Regions from separate parts of the Homo sapiens genome. Here region 1 is linked to region 2. A link is a contact called in ENCODE Hi-C data. All regions are on one chromosome and are shown on one strand. Each heading gives the region's core, a stretch centred on a gene start or an enhancer-like site at or near the end of the contact. The rest is flanking DNA. Distances are from core to core; before and after follow the strand shown. Region 1 holds the start of CDKL5 (cyclin dependent kinase like 5). Region 2 holds the start of PIGA (phosphatidylinositol glycan anchor biosynthesis class A).

The links. A loop is a pair of places that touch in the nucleus more often than their neighbours do. Pooled maps may share reads with other maps.
Region 1: a map of B cell shows a loop between it and region 2 (30-fold over the local background). The contact joins the promoter of CDKL5 here to the promoter of PIGA in region 2. A Hi-C loop is called at or near these places in 2 of 168 maps with a recorded cell type or tissue (B cell and naive thymus-derived CD4-positive, alpha-beta T cell) and 7 of 50 pooled maps.

The regions. Positions count from the first base shown.
Region 1 is chrX:18,421,724-18,427,230 of GRCh38, reverse strand. It overlaps CDKL5 (cyclin dependent kinase like 5), which reads right to left and starts at 1,623. Exons shown (of 18, transcript NM_001323289.2): 1 at 1,536-1,623. RefSeq lists a silencer at 1,303-1,372 and an enhancer at 1,708-2,002.
Region 2 is chrX:15,332,347-15,338,205 of GRCh38, reverse strand. PIGA (phosphatidylinositol glycan anchor biosynthesis class A) reads left to right here and starts at 2,683. Exons shown (of 6, transcript NM_002641.4): 1 at 2,683-2,705. RefSeq lists enhancers at 2,752-2,831, 2,882-2,931.

The sequences.
Region 1 (5,507 bases), core at 374-2,873, 3.1 Mb before region 2:
CTGCAGGCTTCCTTATTCCTGGTTTCAGTGTCAACGCCAAAAATTCTCAATCCTAAAATAGTACTTTTAATAAAAAGAAATTAGAAGTCTTGCTAGGTACTCAACCTATCATATTCTCGAAAAGCAGCACGCCTTTTTTAAAAATCTATTATTAATGGACCCTAATTGGATTGTTAATCATAAGATCATACTATCACCTTCAACACTAACATACAGGAACAAGTAAATATAGCCTCTTCACATTTTGTGAACAAAACATTTTAAAACACTTGAAGGAAATAAAAACAAATTTACATCTAAGTGTCACTCACATGTAATTCCGAATAGCCTCGGTGAAGATGTCTTTTTTGTAACCCTACAGCAAGAAAGAAACAAGCTGGAAATGTTCCAGCAGATGTTACCTAAAACGATAATCCTGTTCTATACACATCTCTGTCTCCTGTTTCTGACAAACGCTCTCAGACAAATTAATTTGTGTAATCTTTTACATTAACTATATAACCATTACGTTCAAACAAACCTAATTCAGATGCACAGAAAGAAATCATTCGGTGTCAACAATACTTTCTAAAATCAGCTTAAATTCCAGCCAATTAAAATAGATTGTGCTAACAGAATACTGATCTGCAACTACTTAAATATCACAGCACCCGTCTAATCTCACTGTAGAGATACTAAGGTCAGGCTTTTCTTATTCAGGCATCTGTTCTTTAACACTCAAATGAAGCGAAAAACAAAACCCTCAAGGAAGATCTGCCTTTACACTGAAATATGTTCAGGTTATTTTTTTCCCCAACGTGGGCACAAAACGTGTCAATGCAAGGAGGACCTGTTCGTTCTGGGAGACGGTTCCAAATCCCAGAATCCGATTTCTATGAGGGTCCAAAAGGTATGAAGGTCTGAGAAGGGGCCATTCTTCTTCCCCGCACTATGCCAGTCGTGAACTTCACAGCATCGCCTGAAACTTGTCCGGGGGAGGTTGCGGAGCCGCGGGGCCGGCGCCCGGTCGCTAGCCCACCCTCGCGGGCAGCCAAGGTCAGAAGGGCCCGGGCCGCGACTGACGGCCCCTGGCGAGTCTCGGGCTCCCTCCGAACTCGGGCAGGGGGCTGGGGCGCGCAGGCCCCTCCTCGGCGCCGGCGGGAAGGGGCTTACCTCGCCGCAAGCCCCGGGGAGCTCGTGCCGCGGGAGCGGCGGGGCGGGGACGCCGCAGACCCGCCGCTGAGGGGAACCCCGCGGGGCGGGCTCGACCCGCCGCCCCTCTTTCACACCCTTTCGCCTCCCCACACCCCAAAAGACAGCCCCAGCCCCTCGGGGGAAGCCCTTCCAGAGGCGCAGGGGAGCGCTGAGGAGGGGCTACTCCGGGCTGGGACGTCCTCACCGCGTCGCCCCGTTCCGGGGGAACCGGCGCCCCCGCCCCTTCTCTTGTCCGCCCGGGGGGACTGGGTGGGTCTCCACTCTCAGGAGAAGCTGGGTGGACGCGGGGCCGATGTAAGGGTAAGAAGGCTTGGCGGGCGGGTGGCGGCGCGACTACTCACCCCGCCGAGTCCCCCACTTCTAGCAGGGGACCCCACAGCTCCTGAGGACGCCGTCGCCGCTTTACCTTCCCCAGCGGCAGAGACAACTAATCGAAACCTCCGGCCCCGCCCTCTAGCAGAAGCGAACGCGCAGCCTATTTTGCTAACTGCCCCGCCCCAGCCGGCCCGTTCGGACCAATGGGAAAGCACCTCAGGTTTTGCCCGATCCCGCCTTTACCCCGCCCCCTTCTGGTAGGAGCCAATGAGGAGGAAGCGCTTGTCCTGGGGTTCGGGCTCGCGCCGCTCGTGCTCGAGTCTCCGAAGCCGAAGAACGCTGGTTCCTTATACAAGCTCGCCTGCGCGCTCACGCGCGCGCCGCGCCTCCTGGCACGCCAGGTTTGGTTGCCCCGCCAAGCCCTAGCAACCTGGGCTGGAGAGGCTGAGAGGGGCGGGGCCCGAGCCTGGAGTCGACGCCGGGGGGTAGAGCGGGGAAGCAGGGAGAGGGTCGACGGTGGTGGGGTGGGGAGATCGTGACTGAGAAAGGGGTGGCTGCGGGGGTAGGAGGTGGCGAGGAGGCCCCGGAATCCGCCTGTCACTGCGGAAAAAAGAGGGAATCCTGCCTGCAGCGCAGCTACCCTGCCCTCCCTCCGGAGGGACCCGTGCCGGGGGCTGGGGTGGGGGAAGTCGGAGAAGAGGGGGAGAACATACTCGGGGCGGGAGCTGAGAAATACAGGATGGAGGATGGTTTATCTCTGTTGTTGGTAAAAATGATATCGAAGTCCATTGCTGCTGCTGCCCAACTGTTGCCGCTGCGTGTGCACACACACACGCACATATGCACACACACAACACACACTCACACGTACACTCATCCAGCAGCTTGCGGTCCCTTGGGTGAGTTAGGCGCAAAGACCTAGCAGCCTGAGGATTCCTTACACAGCAGCTGGGCGCGTGCAAAGAGCTGTTGCAGCAGTAGCAGCAGCAGCAGCAGCAACGACCCACACCTCCGCTTCGGTCCGATGCTCTGCCACACAAGATCCCCCAGCTGGCTTGAAAGCAATGAAGTCATCGCCCAACCAGTACAAATGTAAAGATCTTAATACCCACCATGGATCGGGTTTCCAAGGAGGATGAAGAGGTGATGAAATTGAAGGAGATAACATTTCCAATGCTACTTTTAGAAAATAAAGAAAAAAAATTTTTTTAAAAAGACATTGGGGACAAATCTATGGAAAGCTGCATAATTATTTTCGCTTTAACAAGCAAAGGAGAAAAATAGGGTCTCTTCTGGTTAGGAAAAGCACGGAAAATAGGCAGTGTATGAGGTCATAGCTGCCACCAAATTAGAAAGATGCAGTACTGTAATAGGAAATAGATATTTGGGATAAAATCCACTTAATCTATTCCTGTAGTGAATCTGGTAACAATATGTAGCAGCATGCTCAGTTTGGCCACTTGATACCAAGCCAATAGGATTTTCTTTTTCATAACGGTGAATATTTGATGAGGAAATGAAAGTGGAAGCATATTAGAAAATTTTACAGGTAGGAGCAATGAATTAGCAAAGAGGGAAAATGGAGTCAGAGGCAACAACAGAGGGCTTCGCAGAGTCTCCTGCCTCCTCCAGATGCAAAGTAACAGTGCTGTGACCTCTAGCTTCACCCACGTGGATCCAGAACTCCTGGGGCAATCACTCCATTTTCATCCCTGTATATCAGAGCCTTTGTACTAGGAATTTCAGCAGCATTACCTTTGACTCAAATGAATAATTTTTTAAAATTTTATTTAGACCTGGTGAACCGGAAGTAACAAATTAATTATCCGTATAGATTGAGAAGATGGAGAAAAAACAATAACTGAACATCTGTTAATATAGGTCCAATTTAGTATTAAGTAGTAATATTAGATGCCTTATAATGTGCCATCCCATATACACAAATATGACCTTCTGCTTAGGGACATTTGCTTTGATCTGGTTTTAAGTAGTGGTAAAGGATTTCTTGCAGTCACTTGCAGTTTAGTTAATTCGTCTTTTGGTCAAAAACTAACCTTTCTAGAAAGTTAGTAAAAGTTTAAAAAGTACCATGCGCCGGGAGCAGTGGCTCACGCCTGTAATCCCAGCACTTTGGGAGGCCAAGGCAGGTGGATCACCTGAGGTCAGAAGTTCGAGACCAGCCTGGCCAACATGGTGAAACCCCATCTCTACTAAAAATAGAAAAAAATTAGCCGGGAGTGGTGGCGTGCACCTGTAATCCCACCTACTCAGGAGGCTGAGGCAGGAGAATTGCTTGAACCCAGGAGGTCAAGGTTGCAGTGAACCGAGATGGTACCACTGCACTCCAGCCTGGGCTAGAGTAAGACTCTGTCTCCAAAAAAAAAAGTACCATGCTGCCATTTAACTGAGCACTTATGTAGAAAGAACACTAATACTAGCCAGTGAATGGATACCTGCTCTGTGCCAAGAACTTCACATAGATTTAGGGTTGCCAGATAAAATACAAGATGCCCCGTTAAATTTGAATTTCAGATAAACAACGAATAATTTTTAGTATAAATGTGTATTTTTATCCTGGATACATGTGGAACAAGGCTAGAAAACTAAATAAGGTTCTAACCATTGCCAAAAAAATTACGAAATGCCCTTCTAGGTCTAGACCTTGTAATGCAATCAGGATCTGGGAGAAAAGCTTAAGAACCAAATTAATGTATAAATTTGTAGTGTTTGTAGAAAGAGGTGAGCATACTTAGACTAAAATATTATTTGCTGTTTATCTCAAATTCAATTTTAACTGAGCATCTTCGATTTTTATTTGCTAAATCTGACACATTATCTCTAATCCTCTCAATTCTCTGCGAAATTCTCACCATTTTCCAGATGAAGAAACAGCTTGAGAACCTCCCCAGCATCGATTTGCTTTTTTGCCCTTCTAATAGAACCCCAACTCTGTTCAGGCATCCACCCGCTCCACACTACCCAGAGTCTCAGTCAATCAATGTGTGGCCTAATTACACTGAAGGAAAGAATTTAACATTTGATGGTTTGAAAGAGGTTTTCCCTGTCTACCCTGCTGGATGAACAAGGAAGCAAGTACGCTTGTTGCCACTGACAGTCATTTCGTGACTAAGAGGAAAACCAGCCCTAGGTCAAAGCCTACACACTAAATAAGGCAGAATCAAAAAATAGAAAAAAAAATTTTTAACTGGGTTCTTGATGACGTCACTGAGTTGTTTCATTAAACAAACTCTGCCCTTTCCTTGCATTTCAGACAGTTTGAGTCAGACTTTCTATTAGATGCCAGAGACGCATCCCACTACAGATGTCAGAACCTATGAGTGCTACTCATTACGGGTCTCAATAATCAATAAACAAGTGGTAATCAAGATGTAAGACATTTTTGGCTGAGCACGGTGGCTCACGCCTGTAATCCCAGCATTTTGGGAGGCCAAGGCAGGCGGATCATCTGACATCAGGAGTTTGAGACCAGCCTGACCAATATGATGAAACCCCGTCTCTACTAAAAATACAAAAATTAGCCGGGCATGGTGGCATGTGCCTGTAATCCCAGCTACTCGGGAGGCTGAGACAGGAGAATCGCTTGAACCCGGGAGGCGGAGGTTGCAGTGAGCCGAGATTGCGCCATTGCACTCCAGCCTGGGCAACAAGAACGAAACTCCATCTCAAAACAAAAAAAAAGTAAGACATTTTTATCCTTGATATATGTGGGACAAGTCTAGAAGACTAAACAAGCATTCTATTCATTGTCAAAAAAACATTTATGAAGTATCCATCTGGGCCTAGACCTCATAATGCAATCAGGATCTGGTAGAAAAGCTTAAGAATCCAATCAACACATAATTTTTTTTTTTTTTTGAGACAGGGTCTTGCTCGGTCACCCAGGCTGGAGTGCAGTGGCATGATCTCAGCTTACTACAACCTCTGCCTTCTGGGTTCAAGTGATTCTTTTGCCTCAGCCTCCCTAGTAGCTGGGACTA
Region 2 (5,859 bases), core at 1,434-3,933:
TTACCCTGTTCCCAAGAGTTGCATGACACCATCTACTTATTCTTCTAGCTAAATGCTGGCAGCTAGAAATACTCTTCCCCTTTGAACTCCCAATATTTTTCTTATATTTCTCTTATGGCATTTATCACTTCCTGCTTTTTATCGTAGATATTTACATATGCCTTAACTCTGTATTGTTTCCTTGCAAGTAAAGCTCATGCCAGGTTTTCTCTGCATCGTGCTTTGTACACAGATAGTAGGCTCTCAAGACATGTTTGTTGCCTTCGCACTCCAAGATTATCCCAAAGAGCTAATTTACATATGAAGTTGCAAAAACTGAATTTCAAGGGAAGATGATATCTACATTTATTTTACATCTTCATCATCTCAGGTCGTTTAATACTAAAACTGGTACCAATTGCCCTCATATTTTATTAAGTGCAATCAGAATATAATGCATGTAAGTATCTTAGTCTAATTTTAGTGGTTCCGGAGAAAATTCTCTCAAGACATACCTTGAGACCATACATTAAGGCAGGACACCATAATTAGAATCATCTCCAGATTTATATCTTAATCTTGCTACTACAAATTTCTTTTGACTTTTTAGAATATAGCCTTAAATGGAGACCTTTACTTAACTGACTATAAATGAAGTCATGTACCCAGGTGAGATTATGAACCCTTGGGAGTCGGAATCATGATTTATTTATCTTTTAATGCTCAGTGCCTAGGACAGAAGCTGGAGCTTTAAATAAATGTTCAATGTTTTCAGACTTTGTTGGAACAGCCTGCAGGCTCCTCAACGCCCTCCCCCACAGAGACTCAGCAACAGTGTGCCTCTATTAATATCTATTTATAAAGGTCAGCCTATTCTATATTTGAAACACAAAGAACCTTTTAAGAAAGGTGGATTTCTTTTGACTATTGATAACATGTACAGGAAAAGCTAGAAAAAATAAAAAGCTGTTGAAACACAGGGACTATGCTTAATATTTCTTGTATTCCCCACAAGGCCTTTTACAGAGCAGACATCCAGTAAATGTTTGATGATAAAAATAAGAAATATTTGTTATATTTTGAAAAAAGATTCATGGTGGAATTTCAAACGTGTACTGTGATCAGAACTATGGCAGGGGCAAACCAGGGGCTCAATAAGTGAGGCTTAACCCTCATTTATACCTTCCAGGATTTCTACCCCCACTCTTTGTCTTAAAACCTATTACAAAAATGGAAAGGAGGCCAAATGCTGTACCTATCTGGTAATGTCGCTGTTATCTGTGAAACCAACTACAAATTATAAAGCTTAATTAAGTGTCCTTGAGTCTTCATCACTGTAATTCTCCGATGCTTCATCAATATTAACACAGGGCAAAGTATCGATTGCTACTCTAGTCTTACTCATCAACTCATTAATTCGCTTCAAATCTCACAACTAAAATGCTCTTTCAATGATGTTATTGCACTGTAATTTGTATAAGGTACACTCCACGAAATACTGTCAATACATTTTATTGTGAGCATCTAATATGTGTCAGGGAGTGTGCTGACATTGGGTAAAGAAATTCATGTATTAAACTAAAACTTCCTCAACATCCATTACCAAGAACAGATCCTGCCTCAGTTTACTATCTGGCAGGGAAGGCAGACATTTAACAAGCAAATACAATTTCCGTTTTCAGAAAGAAGTCCATGTGAGATCTCAAGAGACAAGTAATCAAGGATCAGGGTGAGGAGGGAGAATGCAATCAGGCAAACAACTTGAATATCATCTGATAAATGTTATACTTTGGCCAGCATGTGGCCAAAGTACTATTAAAATTAAAAAGTGAGAGTATTTCATTCTCTGGAGGCTTGGGGAAAGCATCAGAAAGGAGCAGACATTTTCAGGGATGAATAGGCTTACACTAGGCTTAATAAAATGGGTGCCAGTAACGGTGGCTGTGATGGTACTCAGAAAGGAATTTCTTCTCGAAAACGCACGTATGGCAGGGATGGGGGATTCCAAGTACCAGCTGTGACGCATGGATGACCGTCATACCACTCTCACTGATTCTTTAGCTTCCTAGTCAAGCACCATCGTAACTAGTTGAACCAGTCGAGTGGGAGTTGATATTTCAGATCAGACCTCGTATGTTTCCCTCAGAGTGTAGAATTGCCATATAAATAACAGGATGTCTAGTTAAATTTACATGTCCGATAAAAAACGAATGTGTAGTGAAGTCCCCAATATTTGGTACATGCTTGTATTAAACATCATTTGTGCTTTATCTGAAATTAAAACTTCATAGTTTCATCTGTTTTGACTTTTTGTGTATTTTTATTTATTTATCTGGCAAACGTCCCAGAGCGGTAAGAACCGGCACGGTTTTGCCGTGGCACAGCTGATTACAAACAAAAAGTCTCTCCAATCAGAAGCAAGCGCGCAGAGAACTGGCGTCCGGAATAGAGACGCTGTAACCAGGAAACCAGGGTGAGCACCCACCCTACCGTCGGCCGCTTCTAGGAGACGGGCGCAGGCGCGCGCTGACGTTACATCTCGCGCTTAAGGGTGGGGACGACAGAGCGTCTCTCTCGGACGTGACCTCAGCGCCTCTTTGTGATTGGCTGCCTCGGGGGCGCGGCCCTTGGGCGCGGACGCCCTAGATTGGTGCTGCGGAACAGCAGGGAGGGACTCCGGCTGCAGCCGCGGGAGGTCCGGACACTGGCGGCCATGGAACTCACCGGTGAGTGCGCGTCGCGCCGCCCCTCTCCAGCGCTCTGGGCCGCTTTCGGATGGGGCTGTTCTGCGCGCGTGGGATCGTGGCGGGTGGTGGAGGGGGTGAAACCGACCCGGTTCGAAGCCCGGAAGTTGGGTCGGAGGGTCTCCAGAGTAGGTTGGGGCTGAGGGTGCGTTTAGGGCGGACGCGCTGGGTTCCTTGGCTCAGGCGGGTGGGTCGAGGGACTGGGGTCTCCGGAACCCCGGGCCTGAGACCAACGTCCACTCTTTGGTTGTTTTCTTTCTCTCTTTGGGCCTGGCCATCCCCGCCATGAACCCAGCGGGGTCGCTGTCTGAGCAGGGGTATCCCCTCCTTGGCCCGAGCGTTTCCCCAGCGACCTCTCAGGGAATCAGGGAATGAAGCTCAGACAGTGCCCAGGAATTGTCGGTGGAAGTACCATTCTCTTGACCCACAACTCCTGCCAGGTCTCCCTAAGGTTCTTCAGGAACCTCTACTGCTAATGATTGCCCAGGGCTCGTTGGTCGTGGTCGAGAATTTTACGGTAATGTCTTTGCCACTTTAAGTGGCTGGGTGGGAACCTTGGACAAATCACTCAACTTGTCTGGGTTCTCATTTGTAAAACGAGAGAGGTATTCACTAGAGCTCCAAGCCTCATTTCGGCTTTAAGAGCTAAGATTCTGCGATTGTGCAGCATAATGAACTTTTATGTCAAAGATGTTTGGACTGAAAACCTGGCGGAAGTGGGCAGACTCCTCACAGAACGTTGCAGGCTAATGACAACATTTTAAATGATATCATTTGGTTCATTACTCACTGTTTTTGCTATCGTTCATCTTTTAAAACTGGTAGAACTGGAAGTTCGGGTTTAGGTGACCACAGTAAGAAAATGTTAGTTAAGCCACCTAAAAGTACAAACTTGGGGAATTTCAATATTTGGTAATATTGAATCTTAATTAGTAAACTCAGTCAACAAACACTTCTGGGGTCTTTCCGAGAGTATATTTAAAATGTAGATGAGGCCGGGCACGGTGGCTCACACCTGTAATCCCAGCACTTTGGGAGGCCGAGGCTGGTGGATCACCTGAGGTCAGGGGTTCGAGACCAGCCTGGCCAACATGATGAAACCCCGTCTCTACTAAAAATACAAAAATTAGCTGGGCTTGTGGTGTGCGCCTGTAATTCCAGCTATTCAGGAGGCTGAAGTGGGAGAATCGCTTGAACTCGGGAGGCAGAGGCTGCAGTGAGACGAGATCGCTCCACTGCACACTAGCCTGGGCAACAGAGTGAGACTCCGTCTCAAAAAAAAAAAAAAAAAAAAAAAGTAGATGAATTTGTTGGAGAGACTAGACAGTTAAGCCTTTGCACATACAGTTAATTGGCATTTTCTGAGTTTGCAGGTGAAACCGGAAACTCAGAGCTTTAGGATGGCTTCTCATTGTATAGTTGTTTGTTTTCTGGAGCCTTGGAAATCTCATTTGTAAAGCTGAGGAAGATTTTGACTAGATATCCAAGATTCTTTTTAGCTTTAAGTGTCTAAGAATGTACAGTAGTACTAAATATTGAGTGGGCATTTCACATTAATAAAGCTTTAGGGGACCCCTGAGATAAACATTTCGCACTTTAAATTGAGAAAATGGTCCCAGATACAGCCCATCTCTAGTTTAGCCTTTATCTTTAGACACCGCACTGAAGGGAGGGACACTCATTGAGTTTGAAAGGCCTGCATAACTGATAGAAAAGTTTAAAAAGTGAAGGGAGCAGTTACATAATCACCCTCTTTGGTTTTTGTGTTTCTGTTTTTTGTTTTTGTTTTGTTTTGTTTTTTTGAGATGGAGTCTCGCTGTGTCACCCTGGCTGGAGTGCAGCGGCGCGATCTCGGCTCACTGCAACTTCGGACTCCCGGGTTCAAGCGGTTCTCCTGCCTCAGCCTCCCGAGTAGCTAGGACCACAGGCAGGCACCACCACGCCCAGCTAATTTTTGTATTTTTAATAGAGATGAGGTTTCTTCATGTTGGCCAGGCTGGTCTTGAACTCCTGACCTCAGGTGATCCACCCACCTCAGCCTCCCAAAGTGCTAGGATTACAGGCGTGAGCCACCGCACCCGGCCTAAATAATCACCCTCTTTGAATAAGGAAGGAGAACATGTGTGCAGCATGTGCTCTGGTGACATTTGAAAAAGGTGCTCTCAAAAAGATAGTTCGAGCTCCGGGTGTGTTTTAGTGTAAACCACAAAGGTAATGCTAGCAAAACTTTGAGAGTAATTGAATCAGTGGCTAAGCTATAGAGCAGGGGTTGGCAAACTTTAGTAGAGGACCAGATGGTAAATATTTTCAGCTCTGTGGGTCATATGGTCTCTGTTGTAGCTACTCTGCTCTTGTAGCACAAAAGTAGCCATTCACATAAATGAATGGGCACACCTATGAGCCTATAAAACTTTACAAAAACAGGCAGTGGACCAGTATAACCGAGTTTGGATCCTGGCCTGTTTTAGTTGTCTGTTATTTTTTACCAAACCACCCCAAGACGATGTAAAACAATAGCCATTTTGGTATGTTTCATGATACTGCAGTGAGCTAGGCTCAGCTGGGTGGTTCTCTTGGTCTTGCCAGTGGTCACTAGGAGGCTGCATTTAGCTGGTAAGTTGGCTGGATGGCTGGGCCTCTGGCTCTTTCCATGTAGTCTCAGAGCTCTTCCTTCTCCATATTATCTCTTCCCTTGTCCCTCTAGCACAGTAGATGGATTCCTTACACTTTGGCTTAGGATATCTAAGAGTGCACAAGTGAAAACCACCACACCTTGGAAATCACCACACCTTTTTTAGGCCGAGGCCAAAAATTTGCACATCACTTTCACTACCTTCTATGGGCTAAACCAGGTCCAAATGCAACGGGAAGGGACTATACTATAGAAGGGCATAAATACCAGAAGACATGACCGCTAATGAATCAGACTGCTACATTGTGTTACCTCTAAGCACTGAATAACTGAACAAATTTCTTAACCCCTTTAAGCTTTAGACTTTCCATTTATAAGATGGAGTTGATAACTCATGGAGTTTTGGTGAGGCTGCAATAAGATATAGAAGAGTCTTAGCATGTAGTAGCTGATGTATAGTGGCCATTTAATAAGTATTAATAGAAGCTGGTAAAGTATAAGAGT